Regions from separate parts of the Homo sapiens genome. Here region 1 is linked to region 2. A link is an interaction called in ENCODE POLR2A ChIA-PET data of the cell type or tissue named here. Cell type or tissue: Panc1. All regions are shown on one strand. Links, peaks and the distances in the headings refer to the core of each region. The heading gives the core; the rest is flanking DNA.

Region 1 (2,500 bases), core at 1-2,500, 200 kb after region 2:
CCCTGCCACAGTTGCAGCCTGGGAGCCAGGGGTGGGCTCTTGGGCACAGCTGTGCTGGGGTGCTGGGGTACCCACGCTCCAAGGCACTGGCTGTGGGGCTGTGCTGGGTTCTAGGAGGACAGGGTGGATTTAGGGTCTCATCAGTTTATAGACTGCTTCCCTGTCCCCCACCCTAGGGCGGAAGCCTTCCTTTGAGTTTTTTGCTTTGCAGGAAGCCTTTATTTTGGCATCCACATTAAGGTGCAGTGTGCTGGTGAGAAGGATGTTGACTTGCCCCCAGAGAGGTGCTCCAGCCTGCCATTCCTGATCTGTGGGCATTGGGCAGGTGACTAACCTTGCCAGCCTCTACACCCTCCAGTGTGCAGTGACTATGAGGAAGGAAGGAACAACATGGTCAGACGTTGGAGACCTTAGATTCTGTAAAGCATACATATAAGACCTGGCAGAGCGTGCTGCATGTATGGGGCTCTTGTCTTTTTGCAGTCTTCATGGCCTGACACATTGTGGTGCCTTTCTGTGGTGAGCCTGAGGGGTCAGCAGGGAGAGGCAGTGCGAGACCAGTGAGAGCCTGTGTAGAAGTGAATAGCTGCATTGTCCTGCAGTCTCAGCTGAATGGCTTTTGTTTAAACCTCTTCTCTATTAGAGTGTCCTACTTTGCAGTACCAAAGAATACCTGTTCATCTGCAGTTCTTCAGTGAAGAATAGTTTAGACCCCTAAATGCTATCTGACCCTGTAACTTTCTAGGTCTAAGGAACGATTATTTTAAAGGATAAAGATGTTGGTTTAAAAGATAGAGATAACACTAGCCGTTGTGTTGATTGCTTTATAGATACAAACTATAGGTCACAAACTGCTGGCATAAAGCTGGTTTCAGCCTGTAGATTTGTGGGTGTGTGTATGCTTGTGCCTGCAGAATGTTTTAATTTTACATTTTGAGTTCAAATGAGTTTATATTTGGGAGACTTATATTTTTAACTTTTCTTGAAAGGGTAGAAGGCCTGGTAAAGCTGTGCTACCATTCCTCTGTGGCTGGGTGGTGGTGGCCCATCTGCCTGAGCACCTTATCCCTCTTCTGTCCCTGCCTCCAGGGTTCCCTGCCAGTGCCATTTGTCACCCTGCACTCAGCCTGCTGCAATCACTCACTCCTCATGTCACTGCCTGGCCTGTGTAGGCGTTTCAGTTCATTTTCACCTAGTAGGCACTCAAATATTTGTTGAATGAAACTGTTATTTCTTTCAGTCCTCAGAGCAACCCTCAGTTTACAGAGGAGGAAATTGAGACCAAAGGAGTTCTAGTGTTTTGTCTAAGGTTACACAGCTCCCTAAATGGCCAAGTAGGTCCTTAAGTCTACTTATTAATATTTGACTCTAAAGCTAGTAATTTTTCCAGTAAATCTCTTAAACGTTTATGGCCCAGACTTTCTAAGTAGCTGCCTGGGTATTGATTGTTCTTTAAAGAGATCACCCATTGAGATTTGCTCTGAGCAGATGTTATCCCTAGAAACTAAGCAATGGTGATACACTTTAATAGTATTCAAGGTATAGTAGCATTGACTACTTCTGTAATATATGCATTTTTCTTTTTTTCTTTTTCTTGAGACAGCGTCTTGTTCTGTCACCCAGGCTGGAGTGAAGTGGTGTAATCTCGGCTCACTGCAACCTCTGCCTCCTGGGTTCAAGCGATTCTTGTGCCTCAGTGTCCCAAGTAGCTGGGACTAACAGGCGCTCGCCGCCATGCCCAGCTAAAGTTTTTTTTTTTTGTATTTTTAGTAGAGACGGGGTTTCACCATGTTGGCCAGGCTGGTCTCGAACTCCTGACCTCCAGTGATCTGCCTGCCTCGGCCACCCAAAGTGCTGGGATTACAGGCATGAGCCACCGCGCCCGACCGCATTTTCAATGTAAAAATATTCCCTAACATTAGAAATTATTTTTTTCCCTCAAAATAAACTGATAATCTGTGTTTGTCAGCTCTGGCTGCCATAACAAAATGCTGTAGACCGAGTGAGTTAAACAACAGAAATTAATTTTTTCACAGTTTTAGAGGCCGGGTTCTGGTTGGGGCTCTCTTCCTGGCTTGTAGATGGCTGCCATCTCACTATGTGCTTATATGACCTCTTCTGTGTGTGTACCCAGCTCTCTGGCTTCTCTTATGAGGACACTAATCCTCTAATTTTAGGGTCCCGCCATCATGACCTCATTTAACCTTAATTGCCTCCTTTTTTTTTTTTTTTTTTTTTTTTTGAGACGGGGGTCTCGCTCTGTCACCCAGGCTGGAATGCAGTGGTGTGATCTCAGCTCACTGCAACCTCTGCCTCCCGGGTTTAAGTGATTCTCCTACCTCAGCCTCCCAAGTAGCTGGGATTACAGGTGTGTGCCACCACGCCCAGCTGATTTTTGTATTTTTTAGTAGAGACGGGGTTTCACCATGTTTGCCAGGCTGGTCTCGAACTCCTGACCTTGAACTCGCCTGAACTTGAACTTGCCTGAACTCGAACTCCT
Region 2 (15,332 bases), core at 1-2,500:
TGTGGCCCAGGCTGGAGTGCAGTGGCATGATCATGACTCGCTATAGCCTCTGCCTGCCAGGCTCAAGTGAACCTCCCCGCTCAGTTTCCCAAGTAGCTGGGACCACAGGCACACGCCATGATGCCCAATTAACTATTTTTGGTAGAGACGTCTCACTTTATTGCCTGGGCTGGTCTTGAACTCCTGATCTTAAGCCGTCTTCCCTCCTCATCCCAAAGTGTTGGGATTACAGGCATGAGCCACCAAAATAAACTTAGAACTGTTGGCCTTTTGGTGAAAACAGTTGCTTGAGGAAGCAACATCAATAGTTTAAAAACAAGACAAATGATTTTGAACGTTTTCCTTGGCTCCTGAGGGGCTAACAGGTGTTACCAATACTGCTTAGTTGATCATTCGAAGAGTCATTGCCGAGTTGGAAGTGTTAGGGCGATCAGTTTATTTCAGTTTGCCCAGAACCTTTCTGGCTTGAACACTGAAAGTCTCACTTTCTGGGAACCTCCTCAGTTCCAGGAAAATTGGACCTTAGAAGTCACCCTGGAAGTGACTGAACAATTAGCCTCTGAATAGTCTGTGGAGCAGCTGTAAGCAAAAATGTTTTCAAAGTTGAAAGATTTATTATAACCTGAAGTGGGATTTGCCAAGTTGGGCCACAACTGATAGCGGCAAAAATACGTAGATAGTAGAAAAGGGCTTAGTCGAACAAATTTCCCATTTGTGAAAATACAGGGTATTTGAAGGCTAGTCATTGCATGAATTACCAGCAGGTGCTTTTCAGAAAATACATGAACCTATCGTGTCATTGAAGCAGTAGTCACCAGTGCACTTCATTTGTTCCCATGGACTTGGCCATCATCAGCAGTTCCGTGGATTGACAGAAATAGAAACAGAACATCCTGACTCACCCTGCCTACCACACAGCAGTTTGAAGGCTTAGCAGTGATAAAGATTTACCTAGACTTTCTGAGTTCAGGGCCAAGATTTAAAATTTGTGAGTGAGAACATTCTGTTAACTATTATCATCAAATACTGAACAGGTTCAGAAAGTAGATTTTGCTGCAAACTTGCTGTTTCTTCATGAATTTAAGTCAATGAGTTCAATTTAGAATTAAAAGGCAAAGCCACTTACATTCAAAACTTACAAGGCTGAAAAGTCATTTTGATGACAACATTTGAATCACGAGTAATATCAAGCTATTTTATATACTTCCTGTGCTGTGGAGAGTTAAAAGCCGTGAGATCTGCATTCCCACACAATATTTATAGCAGATGTATTTTCCAACCTCAAACTGTGCTTCCAATAGTGTTTTCAAACTTCAGTAAAAGTGCAAAGGAAATTTCCATATTTCGAAATCTACGTTAACTGAGGGACTATAAAGCTTCCACCCATCTTTCAACAGAAGATGACTAACGGCAGTGTAATAACATGCTAACACATACCACGACAGAAAGGTAATAGAATTCTACAAATGATTTTCAAGTGAGGAATATACTCAATTGAAATCATACTTGGCCAGGGGCGGTGGCTCACGCCTGTAATCCCAGCACTTTGGAAGGCCGAGGGGTGGATCACCTGAGGTCAGGCATTCAAGACCAGCCTGGCCAACATGGTGAACCTTGTCTCTACTAAAAATACAAAAATTAGCTGGGCATGGTGGCAGGCGCCTGTAATCCCAGCTACTAGGGAGGCTGAGGCAGGAGAATCACTTGAACCTGGGAGGCGGAGGTTGCAGTGAGCCGAGATAGAGCCATTACATTACAGCCTGGGTGACAGAGCGAGACTCCGTCTCCATATATATATATATATATATATATATATATATATATATATGGTGAACATCGCAAGCAATGTTGATTGGAAACACTAGCTTCACACCTTCTACAAAAATGAACTCAAAATGTATCACAGACCTAAATGTAAAACATAAAACTAAAAAACTTTTTAGAAGAAAACAGAAAAATCTTCATGACCTGTGTTTAGGCAAAGAGTTAAACATGAAACCAAAAGCATGATCTATAAAAAGGAAAAGTTGATAAATTGGACTTAATCAAAATTTAAAACTTGCTTGGTGAGGAGTCTTTCTGAACCTATTCTGGTTCAGGGCTGCCCAGTTAAAAACAAAAAAAACGCCAGGCGCCCAGTGGCTCACACCTGTAATCCCAGCATTTTGGGAGGCCGAGGTAGGCGGATCACCTGAGGTCGGGAGTTCAAGACCAGCCTGATCAACATGGAGAAACCCTGTCTCTACTAAAAATATAAAATTAGCCAGGTGTGGTGGTACATGCCTGTAATCCCAGCTACTCAGGAGGCTAGGGCAGGAGAATCGCTTGAACCCAGGAGGTGGAGGTTGTGGTGAGCCAAGATCGCACCACTGCACTCCGGCCTAGGCAACAAGAGCGAAACACTGTCTCAAAAAAAACAAACAAACAAAAACAAAAATGTGGCCGGGCATGGTAGCTCACTCCTATAATCCCAGCACTTTGGGAGGCCAACAACACAGGTGGAACACCTGAGGTCAGGAGTTCAAGACCAGCCTGGCCAACATGATGGAACCCCACCTCTACTAAAAATACAAAAATTAGCTGGATGTGGTTGTGCACGCCTGTAATCCCAGCTACTCAGGAGGCTGAGGCAGGAGAATTGCTTGAACCCAGAAGGCAGAGGTTGCTGTGAGCTGAGATCTTGCCACTGCACTTCAGCCTGGGTGACAGAGCAAGACTCTATCTCAGGGCAAAAAAAAAATTCTTGGTGAAAGACACTTAAGAGAATGAAAAGATAAACTAGATTGAGTGAAAATATGTGCAAAAGACTTTTTATCCAAAATAGACCTCTCAGGTGAGCACAGTGGCTCACACCTGTAATCCCAGCACTTTGGGAGGCAGAGGTGGGCAGATCACCTGAGGTCGGGAGTTCGAGACCAGTCTGACCAACATGGAGAAACCACATCTCTACTAAAAGTACAAAGATTAGCTGGCTGTGGTGGTGGGCACCTGTAATCCCAGCTACTCAGGAGGCTGAGGCAGGAGAATCGCTGGAACCCGGGAGGCAGAGGTTGCAGTGAGCCAAGATCATGCCACCACACTCCAGCCTGGGCAACTGGAGTGAAATTCTGTGTCAAAAAAAAAAAAAAAAATCAGCCAGGCGTGGTGGCACATGCCTGTAATCCCAGCTACTCAGGAGGCTGAGGCAGGAGAATCACTTGAACCTGGGAAGCCAAGGTTGCAGTAAGCTGAGATCATGCCACTGTACTCCAGCCTGGGTGACAGAGCAAGACTGACCCAAAAAAAAGAAAAATCTCTTAAAACAATCAGCCTGAATTGTCATAGAGAAACCTAATTTCTGCCTTTTGACCATAAAATAGGAAGTAATAATGACTTTTCAACGCTTGTACTCCATTTAAGGACTCAGGCGGCCGGGCACAGGGGCTCATACCTGTAATCCCAGCACTTTGGGAGGCTGAGGCAGGCGGATCATGAGGTCAGGAGTTCAAGACCAGCCTGGCCAGCATGGGGGAAACCCCTTGTCTGCTAAAAATACAAAAAAATTAGCCACGCGTGGTGGTGGGTGCCTGTAATCCCATCTACTTGGGAGGCTGAGGCAGGAGAATTGCTTGAACCTGGGAGGCAGAGGTTGCAGTGAGCCAAGATCGCGCCACTGCACTCCAGCCTGGGTGACAGGGCGAAACTCCATCTCAAAAAATAAAAATAAAAAAAGGACTCAGGCATAACATGAAGTATGCAATAATAATTAATGTTTATTACATGTTTGCATATGTAATGTTGCAGATGAGTAAACTGAAGCCCAGGGAGCTTAGGTAGCTTGCCCACAGATTGTCTATGGTGACCCAGTTGAACTGACTCAAGTTCTTAAAGTTTACTTTCAGTGAGATTAGCATAAATGCTAGATTATTCGTGGCCATGGAAAGGAAAAGGGCTGGGGTCAATGCTTCACGCCTGTCATCCCAGCACTTTGGGAGGCTGAGATGAGATGGAAGGATTGCGTGAGCCCAGGAGTTTGAGACACCAGTGAGCACTGGAGGGGACCACTGCACTCCAATCTGGGTAAGAGAGCAAGACCCCCCTCTCTAAAAATAAACAAACAAAAAACAGGGAGAAGTAAAAGACAAGACCTAGTGACTTTCCTTTGTTGTTGTTGTTTTTTTTGAGACAGTCTCGCTGTGATGCCTAGGCTGGAGTGCAGTAGTGTGATCTCAGCTCACTGCAACCCTCACCTCCCTGGTTCAAGCGATTCTCCTGCCTCAGCCTCCCGAGTCGCTGGGATTACAGGCGCCTGCCCCCACACTTGGCTAACTTTTGTATTTTTAATAGAGACAGGGCTTCACCATGTTAGCCAGGATGGTTTCAAACTCCTGACCTCGAGTGATCCACCCACCTCAGCCTCCCAAAGTGCTGGGATTACAGGCGTGAGCCACCGCGCCTGGCTGACTTTCCTTTTTTGCTGTTTTGTTTTTCTTCTCCAAGTTATTGGTAGAGGGACCTAGTGACTTTATGAATTGGGAGCAGAAATGGGGCACTGGGACACACATGGAATGAAGAAGGCTAACAAGATTTCTATTCTTAAATGCTCAGCCTTGAAATAACTCAGAGCAATATAACGCTAGGTGGCAATAGATCCCAGGCACTTGAAATTTACAGTCAGCCTGGCACGGTGGCATGAACCTGAGGTCCCAGCTTCTGAGAAGGTTGAAGCAGGCAGAGAAAATCTACAGTTAACTCATTGCACTTAAAGAGATTGGCAAAAATCCAAAATTATTAAAGGGGTTTATACCCTAGTGTTAACTTTTTTTTTTTTGAGATGGAGTCTTGCTCTGTTGCCCAGGCTGGAGTGCAGTAGCGCAATCTCGGCTCACTGCAACCTCCATCTCCTGGGCTCAAGTAACTCTCCTACCTCAGCCTCCCGAGTAGCTGGGATTACAGGTGCCTGCCACCACGCCCAGCCAATTTTTGCCTTTTTAGTAGAGATGGGGCTTCACCACATTGGCCAGGCTGGTCTTGAACTCCTGACCTCAGGTGATCCACCCGCCTCGGCCTCCCAAAGTACTGTGATTACAGGCATGAGCCACTGTGCACGGCTGGAGTCTCACTCTTTTACCCAGGCTGGAGTGCACTGGTGCGATCTCGGTTCACTGCAGCTTCCGCCTCCCAGGTTCAAGCGATTCTCCTGCCTCAGCCTCCTGAATAGCTGAGATTACAAGCACCCGACACGACACCTGGCTAATTTTGTATTTTTAGTACAGACGGGGTTTCACCATGTTGGCCAGGCTGGTCTTGAACTCGTGACCTCAGGTGATCCACCTGCCTCGGCCTCCCAGAGTGCTGGGATTACAGGTGTGAGCCACTGCGCCCGGCCTCAGCCCACCAATGTCTACACTACTACAGGACAGAAACTACCACTATCAAATGCCCCTTAAGCAATTTGGTGCTTAGGAAACATCTTTCCAATAATTGACAATTGGTGAAAATATATTTACCAAATGGGTTTGGGTCACCAGCAATACAACATTCCAATGACATGAACCATGAAAATATTTACCTTATGAATTTGTGTATAAAGATGAAGAAATATAACTTCGATTAATTTTACAATATTTATGGGCAAATTATTTATTTATTTATTTATTTTATATAGAGATGGAGTCTCACTATATTGCCCAGGCTGGTCTCCAATTCCTGGCCTCAAGCAGTCCTCCCACCTTGACCTCCCAAAATGCTGGGATTATAGGCGTGAGCCGCTGTGCATGGCCAAAGCAGTTTTGGTTTGGTTTGGTTTGTATTGGTTTTTAGAGACAGGATCTCACTGTGTCGCCCTGGCTAGAGTGCAGTAGCATGATAATAGCTCACTGCAGCCTCGAACTCCTGGCCTAAGGTGATCCTCCCACCTTGGCCTCCTGAGTAGCTGAAACTATGGGAACTTGCATGAGGCCCGGCTAATTTTTTTTTTTTTCTTGAGACGGAGTTTTGCTCTTGTCACCCAGGGTGGAGTGCAATGGCATGGTCTCAGCTCACTGCAACCTCGGCCTCCCTGGTTCAAGTGATTCTCCTGCCTCAGCCTCCCAAGTAGATGGGATTACAGGCATCTGTAGCCACCACGCCCGGCTATTTTTTTGTATTTTTAGTAGAAATGGGGTTTCACCATGTTGACCAGGCTGGTCTCAAACTCCTGACTGACCTCAGGTGATCTGCCCACCTCCCAAAGTACTGGGATTATGGGCGTGAGCCACCGAGCCCAACCTTTTTTTTTTTTTTAGAAATGGGTCCTCAGTATGTTGCCCAGGCTGGTCTGGAATTCCTGGCCTCAAGTGATCCTCCTGCCTCAGTGTCCCAAATTGCTAGGATTACAGGCATGAGCCACTGCCCCTGGCCAGCAAATAATTATATATAATTATATACAGTGCATATAATGTTCTTAGGTATGTATTAAAATGATGGCTCTATGTAAAAAGAAAGTTTCGGCTGGGCGCAGTGGCTCACTCCTGTAATCCCAACACTTGGGAGGCCGAGGTGGATGGATCACTTGAGGTCAGGAGTTTAAGACCATCCTGGCCAACATGGTGAAACCCCGTCTCTACTAAAAATACAAAATTAGCTGGGTGTCCTGTCAGGTGCCTGTAATCCCAGCTGGGAGGCTGAGGCAAGAGAATCACTTGAACCTGGGAGCTGGAGATTGCAGTGAGCTGAGATTGCACCATTGCACTCCAACCTGTCAACAGAGTGAGACTCCGTCTCAAAAATAAATAAATAAATACATAAATACATAAATAAATAAATAAATAAATAAATAATTTTACACAAGAGAACTTTGCTTTAGTACCACAATCACTGTAAACACAATCTGTAGCCCTTGGTGTTCGGAGTATATTTCCTGTTTTCCAGTCACTGGGCTATTTTGGTTTTATTTCTTATTCATGAGGCCTGAACTATAAACACGAAGTAAACACTGGACTTAGAATTTGGAGCATTTTTCTACTTCAGCTAGTAAACCTCAACATTTTGGAAATATTTTTCAAGTTATATGTAGATGATCTATTTCTGTCCTTTTTCTCTCCAAAACAAATAAAGACAAAATAATAAAACAATTTGGCTAGTTAGGGTTTACCTGAGGTCAGGAGTTAATGTCCCGTCCCATTGATCCAATTAGAGAATGTTTCACATACCTGTCTACAAATTTATCCTGTTGCAGTAACCAATCTGTTTTATAATTAAGTAGCTTACCAATTATTGCAGTGGCCTGCTCTGCTTCAATTTCTATTAACAAAAAGAAAATGAACTTGTAGCAGTATCTCAGACATTACTTTTCTTTGCTGATAGGAGCCAATTTTGGAATCTCCCCTGTTATAAATAAATGCTGTCAACCCTACAAGGTCCAGGAAAAGAAATTCAGACATTTGATACTTGCCAAACGTAGTTTCCACAGCAAATGTGCCATAAGTAATGCTGTTGTTCTCTGTAGCTTCATTCACAGGTTCTATGATTTGGCTATTCAAAAGAGGAGTTTGCTGGTTTGGGGGAAAGTAGGACTCTTGCAAGAGGAACCTGGGGAAATATCCTAATTATCTGTCCCCAAAGAGAAAATGTTGAGATGTTTTTTGGCAGTGATGCAGGATACTCATTGGCAGCTTTTTTATTCTGAAGGACTGTGTTAATTTTTCTTCTATTTCTCCTTTAACACTTGGCTAGATGATAAATATTGTGGCTTTTCTCTAATTAACTTTTTTTTTTTTTTTTTTAGACCAAGTTTTGCTCCTGTCGCCTGGTCTGGAGTGCAATGGTGCGATCTCGGCTCACTGCAACTTCCGCCTCCCTTGTTCAAGCAATTCTCCTGCCTCAGCCTCCCGAGTAGCTGAGATTACAGGCATGAGCCACCACAGGTGGCTAACTCTGTATTTTTAGTAGAGACGGGGTTTTTCCATGTTGTTCACGCTAGTCTCGAACTCCCGACCTCAGGTGATTTGCCCGCCTTGGCCTCTCAAAGTGTTGGGATTACAGGCATGAGCCACCGTGCCCGGACTTCTAATCAACTTTATAAAAAACAAAAACCGCTGCCAAGACATGCCTGGTATAATTTTAAAAACTGCACCCAGTAGTTTAGTAAATGCAAACCGTATAACTTCCCTACCTTGCAAATTTGTACTTAGCCAGCTATCTGATTTGATGTTAATGTAGAACCAGCCATAAAAAGGCATGTTATTCAGTCGGCTCCTTATTCTCCTGTGACTTTTTTTTTCCATTTAATTTATTATCTGAATAGGTAATACATGCAAATGGTATGAAAATTCACATGGCTTGAGAAGGTATCTCTGTCCCAGGCATTGCTCCTCTGCCCCAGTCCCCTGACCAGCTTGCTACTCAAGTGGACATGCCACCATCCTCCCCAGCTTCCCAGGCGGTATCCCCAGTGATGGGGACAAGGCTGGCACATCACATTTGTTTAATGAATGAATGCATTCAAAACATTCGTGAGTGCCCACCATGTGTCAAGCACTGGGGATCAGCAGTGAATAAAACAAAAATTCCTGACCCCACGAGGCTTATATTCAGCATTGCGAGACAAGCAATTACCAGATAAAGAAGTAAAGAAGGTCGGGTGCAGTGGCTCACACTTGTAATCCCAGCATTTTGGGAGGTCGAGGCGGGCAGATCACCGGATATCGGGAGTTCGAGACCAGCCTAGCCAACATGGTGAAACCCTGTCTGTACTAAAAATACAAAAAAATTAGCCAGGCATGGTGGTGGGAGCCTGTAATCCCATCTACTTGGGAGGCTGAGGCAGGAGAATTGCTTGAGCCCGGGAGGCGGAGGTTGTAGTGAGCAGAGATCATGCCATTGCACTCCAGTGTGGTTGACAGAGGGAGACTCCATCTAAAAAAAAAAAAAAAAAGAAGTAAAGAAATACATTATGTGGCACAAATGGTAAGTACTGTGGAGAAAAATAAAACAAGAAATGGGCTTAGGGACTTCTAGAGGTGGAAGTGGGACTGCCATTTTCAGTGGGTGATCAGGAAGGCCTCATACTGAACATGACATTTGAGTGATCTTTTTGAGGAATTCGGGGAGCCATGCAGAGATCTTGGAGGAAAAGCTTTTAAGGCAGAGGGAACAGCAAGTGCAAAGGCCCAGAGGCCAACCAGGCTGGGTTATTTTATTATTTTTACTTTTTTAGAGGTGGGGCTCACTCTGTCATCCAGGTGGGAGTGCAGTGGCATGATTATAGCTCACCGCAGCCTCGAATTCCTGGGCTCAAGCATTCCTCCTGCCTTGGCCTCTTGAGTAGCTGAGACTACAGGCGTGGTTATTTTAGAAACAGCAAGGGCACCAGTGTAGCTGGAACAGAGTTGCCAAGGGAGAAGTAGAGAAGGACAGTAAACAGATGCGTCAGGACCATGGAGGCCACTGTAAACCATTGGCTTTGACTCTGAGTGAGTCAGGAGCATCAGTGGGTTTACGGTTTAAGGGATCAATGCTCAATACTGCAGCACTGAGAATAGACTGTAAGGACACACAGGAGGTTGATGCTATTGCAGTAATCCAGATGGGCGTCAGTGGCGGGTTGGACCTGGTGATAGCAAGGAAAGTGAAAAGTGCTCACATTCTGGATAAATGTTGAAAGTAGGCTGGGCCTGGTGGCTCACCCCTGTAATCCCAGCATTTTGGGAGGTGGAGGTGGATGGATCACTTGTGCCCAGGAGTCTGAGACCAGCCTGGGCTACACAGAGAGACCCCATCTTTACAAAAAATAAAAAATTAGCTGGGCATGGTGGCACGTGCCTGTAGTCCCAGCTACTTGGGAGGGTAAGGCAGGAGGATAACTTGAGTCAAAGCTGCAGTGAGCTGAGATCATGCCACTGCACTCCAGCCTGGGTGACAGAGAGAGACTCCTCTGTCTCAAAAAAAGAAAAAAAAAAGGTGGCTGACAGGTGTAGCTGATGATTTTGATATGAATGTAAGAGGGAAAAAGAGGAGTCGGGTTTGACACCGAGGACTTTGACCTGAGCAACTGGAAGAAGGGAGGTGCCTTGGCTGAGATGAGGAAGGCTGTGGGAAGATGTTTGAAGGAAGAGTGGAGATCAGAAGTTATGCTTTAAAAATGGTAAATTTGATGCTCTTGATAGTTATGGGGTGAGACAGAGTGTGCAGCTGGAGAGAAGCCTGTGGTTCACAGGAGAGTTCTGAGCTGGAGACATCAGTTCAGGAGACAGCCATGAGACCCAGTGAGATCATAAAGGAGCAAGGGCCCTGGAGCCCTCTCATGTCTAGAGGCCAGGACAATGGGCAGGAACCAGCAGACGACACCGAAAAGCAGAAATAGCAAGGTGAGGAAAAAGCCAGTGCGCTGTGTCCCGGAAGTCGGGGGAGAAAGTGATCAGCTGGGCCCCATGTTGCTAGACATGTTAAGATGCAGTCCGAAAATGGACAATTGGATTGAGCAATCTGGCAATGACCTCGCAATAGGAGAGCTAAGCAAGTTTCCAGCCTTGAAATTGTATAATCCTTTTAGTTTTTTGGGTTTTATTTTTATTTTTGGAGGCTGAGTCTTGCTGTATTGCCCAGGCTGGAATGAAGTGGCGTGATCTCGACTCACTGCAACCGCTGCCTCCCAGGTTCAACCAATTCTCCTGCCTCAGCCTCCTGAGTAGTGGGGATTACAGGCACTCACCACGCCCAGCTAATTTTTGTATTTTTAGTAGAGACAGGGGTTTCACCATGTTGACCAGGCTGGTCTCGAACTCCTGACCTCAATCCACCCTCCTCAGCCCCCCAGAGTGTTGGGATTACAGGCGTGAGCCACCGAGCCCGGCCTATCCTTTCAGTTTATGCAAGCTATTATATTTCAAATTAAACAATGAAGGAAGAGTCAAACAATGCTAAAGCAGTCCCCTCATCAGAGGTAACATGGCACCTCCCACATCGAAGAGCAAGGGTAGGAAGCATGGAGCCCCCCAGCTGTTTTTGAAACTGTGACTGCCCTCATCATTTTTGGGACATTACTTCTACCTGAGGCCTCTTGATTGGAGTCAAAATTGAAATCCAAGTCAGCCTGGTTCCAAGGGCTATGTCCCTTTCTCCTTATGACATTTTTATTTCTTTTTAGAGCAAAATGTTTTCACCAGCTTCTGGAAGTTACAAATCCATTTTCTTCATCTTTTGCTCTGCTTTAGAAAAATGTGAAACTGAATGGCCGGGCGCGGTGGCTCACTCCTGTAATCCCAGCACTTTGGGAGGCCAAGGCGGGCAGATCACGAGATCGGGAGATGGAGACCATCCTGGGTAACGTGGTGAAACCCCATGTCTACTAAAAACACAAAAAGATTAGCCGGGCATGGTGGCGGGCGCCTGTAGTCTCAGCTACTCGGGAGGCTGAGGCAGGAGAATGGTGTGAACCTGTGAGGCAGAGGTTGCAGTGAGCCGAGATCACACCACTGCACGCCAGCCTGGGTGACAGAGTGAGACTCTTTTGTCTCAAAAAACAAAAAGAAGGAAAGAAAAATGTGAAACTGTACTGTAGGGTAGTTTTCTTTTTCCAAACATTTTTTTGTGCTGCTTACTGGTCTGAAAAATATTCTTCTAATCAATAATAATATATTTGAGACATTCATGGACAGGTTAAGAATGAGAGGATCCCTTTGGAAGGAACAAGGCAACAAAGACCCCAGTTCATAGAAGATCATACTTTTGTTAGGCAGTTTGCCTCAAACTTCTCCTGTGATGCTTAGCATCCAAACTGGTGTAAGGTAAATGATTCCTCCTAGTTGAGTCCTTGTCCTGTCCTTAACCATGCATCCCAGATCAGTCCTGTCCATGGTTCTTATTCTTTTTACTCTCACTTAGTGGGATTGGGAGCAAGGAATGCAGATTTTTTTTTTTTTTAACTCTGTTGCCCAGGCTGGAGTGCAGTGGCATGATCTTGACTCACTGCAACTTCTGCCTCCCTGGCTCAAGTGATTCTCTCTCGTGCCTCAGCCTCCTGAGTAGCTGGGATTACAGGCATGCACCACCACGCCCAGCTAACTTTTGTATTTTTAGTAGAGACGGGGTTTCACCATGTTGGCCAGGCTGGTCTCAAACTCCTGACCTCAGGTGATCCACCTGCCTCGGCCTCCCAAAGTGCTGAGATTACAAGCGTGAGCCACTGAACCCGGCTGGGGGGCAGATTTTACATCTACCTCTACAGGCCATGGATTTGGCCACAGAAATTCACCTGTGGCATATCAGAGTATAATTGGCAGAGTGTTTTCTTTCTTTCTTAATGGTACATAAATTGTGGAGTGTCTTACATCCACAGGCATCTTGGATTTGATGAATTATGATGCTGGCCACATGCAAGCTATCCATGGCCCTATCTAGGCTGCTGTAGGTGCCACACAGTTGCTATGCTCACCTGTATCTCTTTTAGTCCCCAGTATGTCATGTTTTTCTTTCAGTATTAGCTACTTATTTTCTTACTTCCCCCATTCATTCCATGAAAATCTTTCTCCATAACTCATTTTCCTTTTTTGGAAATGGCATTCTGTAAACCAGAGGCATTGCCTTTTATTTCTTCTCTTACTGGATTAATTTTTTTGCCTCCCAGGAAATGAAATTAACTACATTCCATAAAGCCCCGGCCGCAGTGGTGGGGAAGGCAGGAGACACAAGGCAGAAGTCAGGGATGGAGATTGTCTTCCGGGCATGTGGGAACTTGCTGGGGTGCCATGGTGTAGCCCCCTTCCCTCTCTGAGCCTAGGCACTTGTATCAGGGAAAGAAGTCACTGAATTCGCCAGTCAAGGTCCCTCCTGCCCTAAATTCTAGAGTTCATTTGAGCCCCACAAATCCTCACTGGAAAAGAAGTTCTGATGCAACCCCCAGCCTGCCCTGGTGAGGGACAGCTCCAAGACTATGCTGACCAGAGCAATCAGTGCCTCCTCTCTGGCAGAGTAAATAGCCACAGTCAACGCACCTCCCACAACCACGCTCCTCCACCACCTTGACTGATCTGTCCTACCTGTCACAGATCTGTGTCTAACATCAGAGAGCATTTCCGAGGTACAAAAACTGGGAACACAGGAAGGTGGGCACAAACTCGAAGACCCAGAGGGACAGATCCCACTGTAATTGTTTACTGTCTGTCTCCCTCAGACTGTGTCCCGTTCAACCTTGTGCCCACCCCCACCTGCTCCCCCACACTTGGCAATCAACTGCACAGAACAGGTACCCAGGAAGTGCCAAGGGAGTGAATAGTTCAGATGTGGGCGTGAGAGAAGTGCCCAATGAGTTCATTCATTGGAAAGAAGGAAATTATCTGATGCCACTGTGGGGGTTAGGGAAGACCTAAGATTCAGCACACCATGCTAGGAAATGCCTAAGAAACACAGGAGGACTGTGGCAGACGTCTGCTGTTTCTGGTTCCCAGCCTCGTTGGCCTTGAACGTTCGCCTCCCAATTTTCTTTGAATTCACCACCTCTCCCCACTCTAGTCAACCCATGCGAGTCTCCCTTTCAAATCAACCTATGTGAGTGACCCCAGCAAGAGGTCCTGCCAGTGCAACAAGGCCCAGGCCGCAGGGACAGACATGTTATAAAGTTTGGGCAAATGAGAGTCCTCCCTAGGACTCTTGCTAGAACTATTGGGATAGGCACACTTCCCACAGTGTCTCCAAACTCGGAGGAGCAGCTGGCGGCCCTTTCATCACCACAGGGAGCCCTAGCCCAAGAATAAAGCCAGCCCCAAAAAAAGCCAAACCAAGAGATGGAAGGAGATGGTTTCTTGAGGCCCTTGTCTGAGTCCCTCAATCTAGCCATGCATGACATTCCTTAGACTTTTCAGTAAGGTGTGCTAATCATTTTCTTTTTCACCCCAAAACCAGTTTGAGTTAGATTTCTGTCACAGGCAAGCAAAAACTTCCCAATACAGGCAACAGATTTTTCTTTTATTATTATTAATTGGCTGATTTGCTGGGCATAGTGGCACACACCTGTAGTCCCAACTATCTGGGATGTGGGAGTACTGCTTGAGTCCAGGAGTTTGAGACCAGTCTGGGCAATATAGCGAGACTCTGTCTTAAAAAAAAAAAAAAAAAAGAAAGGAGGCTGGGCATGGTGGCTCACTCCTGTAATCCCAGCACTTTGGGAGGCTGAGGTGGGTGGATTACCTGAGGTCGGGAGTTCAAGACTAGCCTGACCAACATGGCGAAACCCTGTCTCTACTAAAAATACAAAATTAGCTCGGCGTGGTGGTGCATGCCTGTAATCCCAGCTACTCAGGAGGCTGAGGCAGGAGAATTGTTTGAATCTGGGAGGCACAGGTTGCAGTGAGCCGAGGTCGTGCCATTACACTCCAGCCTGGGCAACAAGAGCAAAACACTATCTCAAAAAAAAAACAACAAAAAAAAACCTGGTGTGATTCCGTCCTGCGCGGCTATTCTCCCTGTTTAGGGGCTGGTACAAAGGATGAATTGCACATTGTTGAAGTAGAGGCAATGAATTACAAAGGCAGTCCAATTAAAGTAACACTGGCAACTTTGAAAATGTCTGTACAGCCAAAGGATTCCCTTGGAGGCTTTGAAATCACACCACCAGTGGTCTTACGGTTGAAGTGTGGTTCAGGGCCAGTGCATATTAGTGGACAGCACTTAGTAGCTGTGGAGGAAGATGCAGAGTCAGAAGATGAAGAGGAGGAGGATGTGAAACTCTTAAGTGTATCTGGAAAGCGGTCGGCCCGTGGAGGTGGTAGCAAGATTCCACAGAAAAAAGTAAAAGTTGCTGCTGATGAAGATGAAGATGATGATGATGAGGATTTTGATGATGGGGAAGCTGAAGAAAAAGCGCCGGTGAAGAAATCCATACGAGATACTCCAGCCAAAAATGCACAAAAGTCAAATCAGAATGGAAAAGACTCAAAACCGTCAACACCAAGATCAAAAGGACAAGACTCCTTCAAAAAAACAGGAAAAAACTTCTAAAACACCGAAAGGACCTAGTTCCATAGAAGACATTAAAGCGAAAATGCAAGCAAGTATAGAAAAAGCGCATTGAACAGTCCTGGGCACTGCTGGTAAATTAAGCCCAAAGATGGGGAGAAAGGAAAAGGAGAGACAAATATAGTCCATACTGAGTGTCATCAACAATCCAGACTGAAGTCTTCTATTTTAATTTCAATCCCCTTTTCTGATTTGCCACCCATGCCTCTTCAGGCTGGAAATAATCTCACGCTTGGTTCCCTAAAGCACTTTCTTCCGGCTGCTGTGATTCAGTGAACCTTGCCCTTTCCTTTCTATTACTTGTGCATTTGCCTCACCTCTGACAATGTTTTAAGTCGCCTTTGTATCTCCTTAGCTGC

The links. ChIA-PET counts read pairs that join two places held together with the same protein. Peaks named below come from ENCODE experiments on the same cell type or tissue, not always from the same donor. Only the 100,000 strongest peaks of a DNase experiment are listed, where the experiment ranks them.
Region 1: POLR2A ChIA-PET joins it to region 2 with 10 read pairs; 10 of 35 experiments call an interaction of 5 or more read pairs at or near these places.

Annotation. Positions count from the first base shown.
Region 1 is chr2:121,517,974-121,520,473 of GRCh38, reverse strand. All of the region lies in intron 6 of CLASP1 (cytoplasmic linker associated protein 1), which reads left to right. Among named protein-coding and RNA genes, the nearest start is that of CLASP1-AS1, 11 kb to the left of the region's middle. In Panc1, for the core only: no CTCF peak of the experiment used is centred there; no DNase peak of the experiment used is centred there.
Region 2 is chr2:121,708,205-121,723,536 of GRCh38, reverse strand. The region is part of intron 3 of NIFK-AS1 (NIFK antisense RNA 1); the gene reads right to left. It also overlaps the pseudogene NPM1P32. Among named protein-coding and RNA genes, the nearest start is that of NIFK, 21 kb to the left of the region's middle. In Panc1, for the core only: no CTCF peak of the experiment used is centred there; DNase peaks (open chromatin) are centred at 986 and 1,386; H3K27ac peaks cover 212 bases.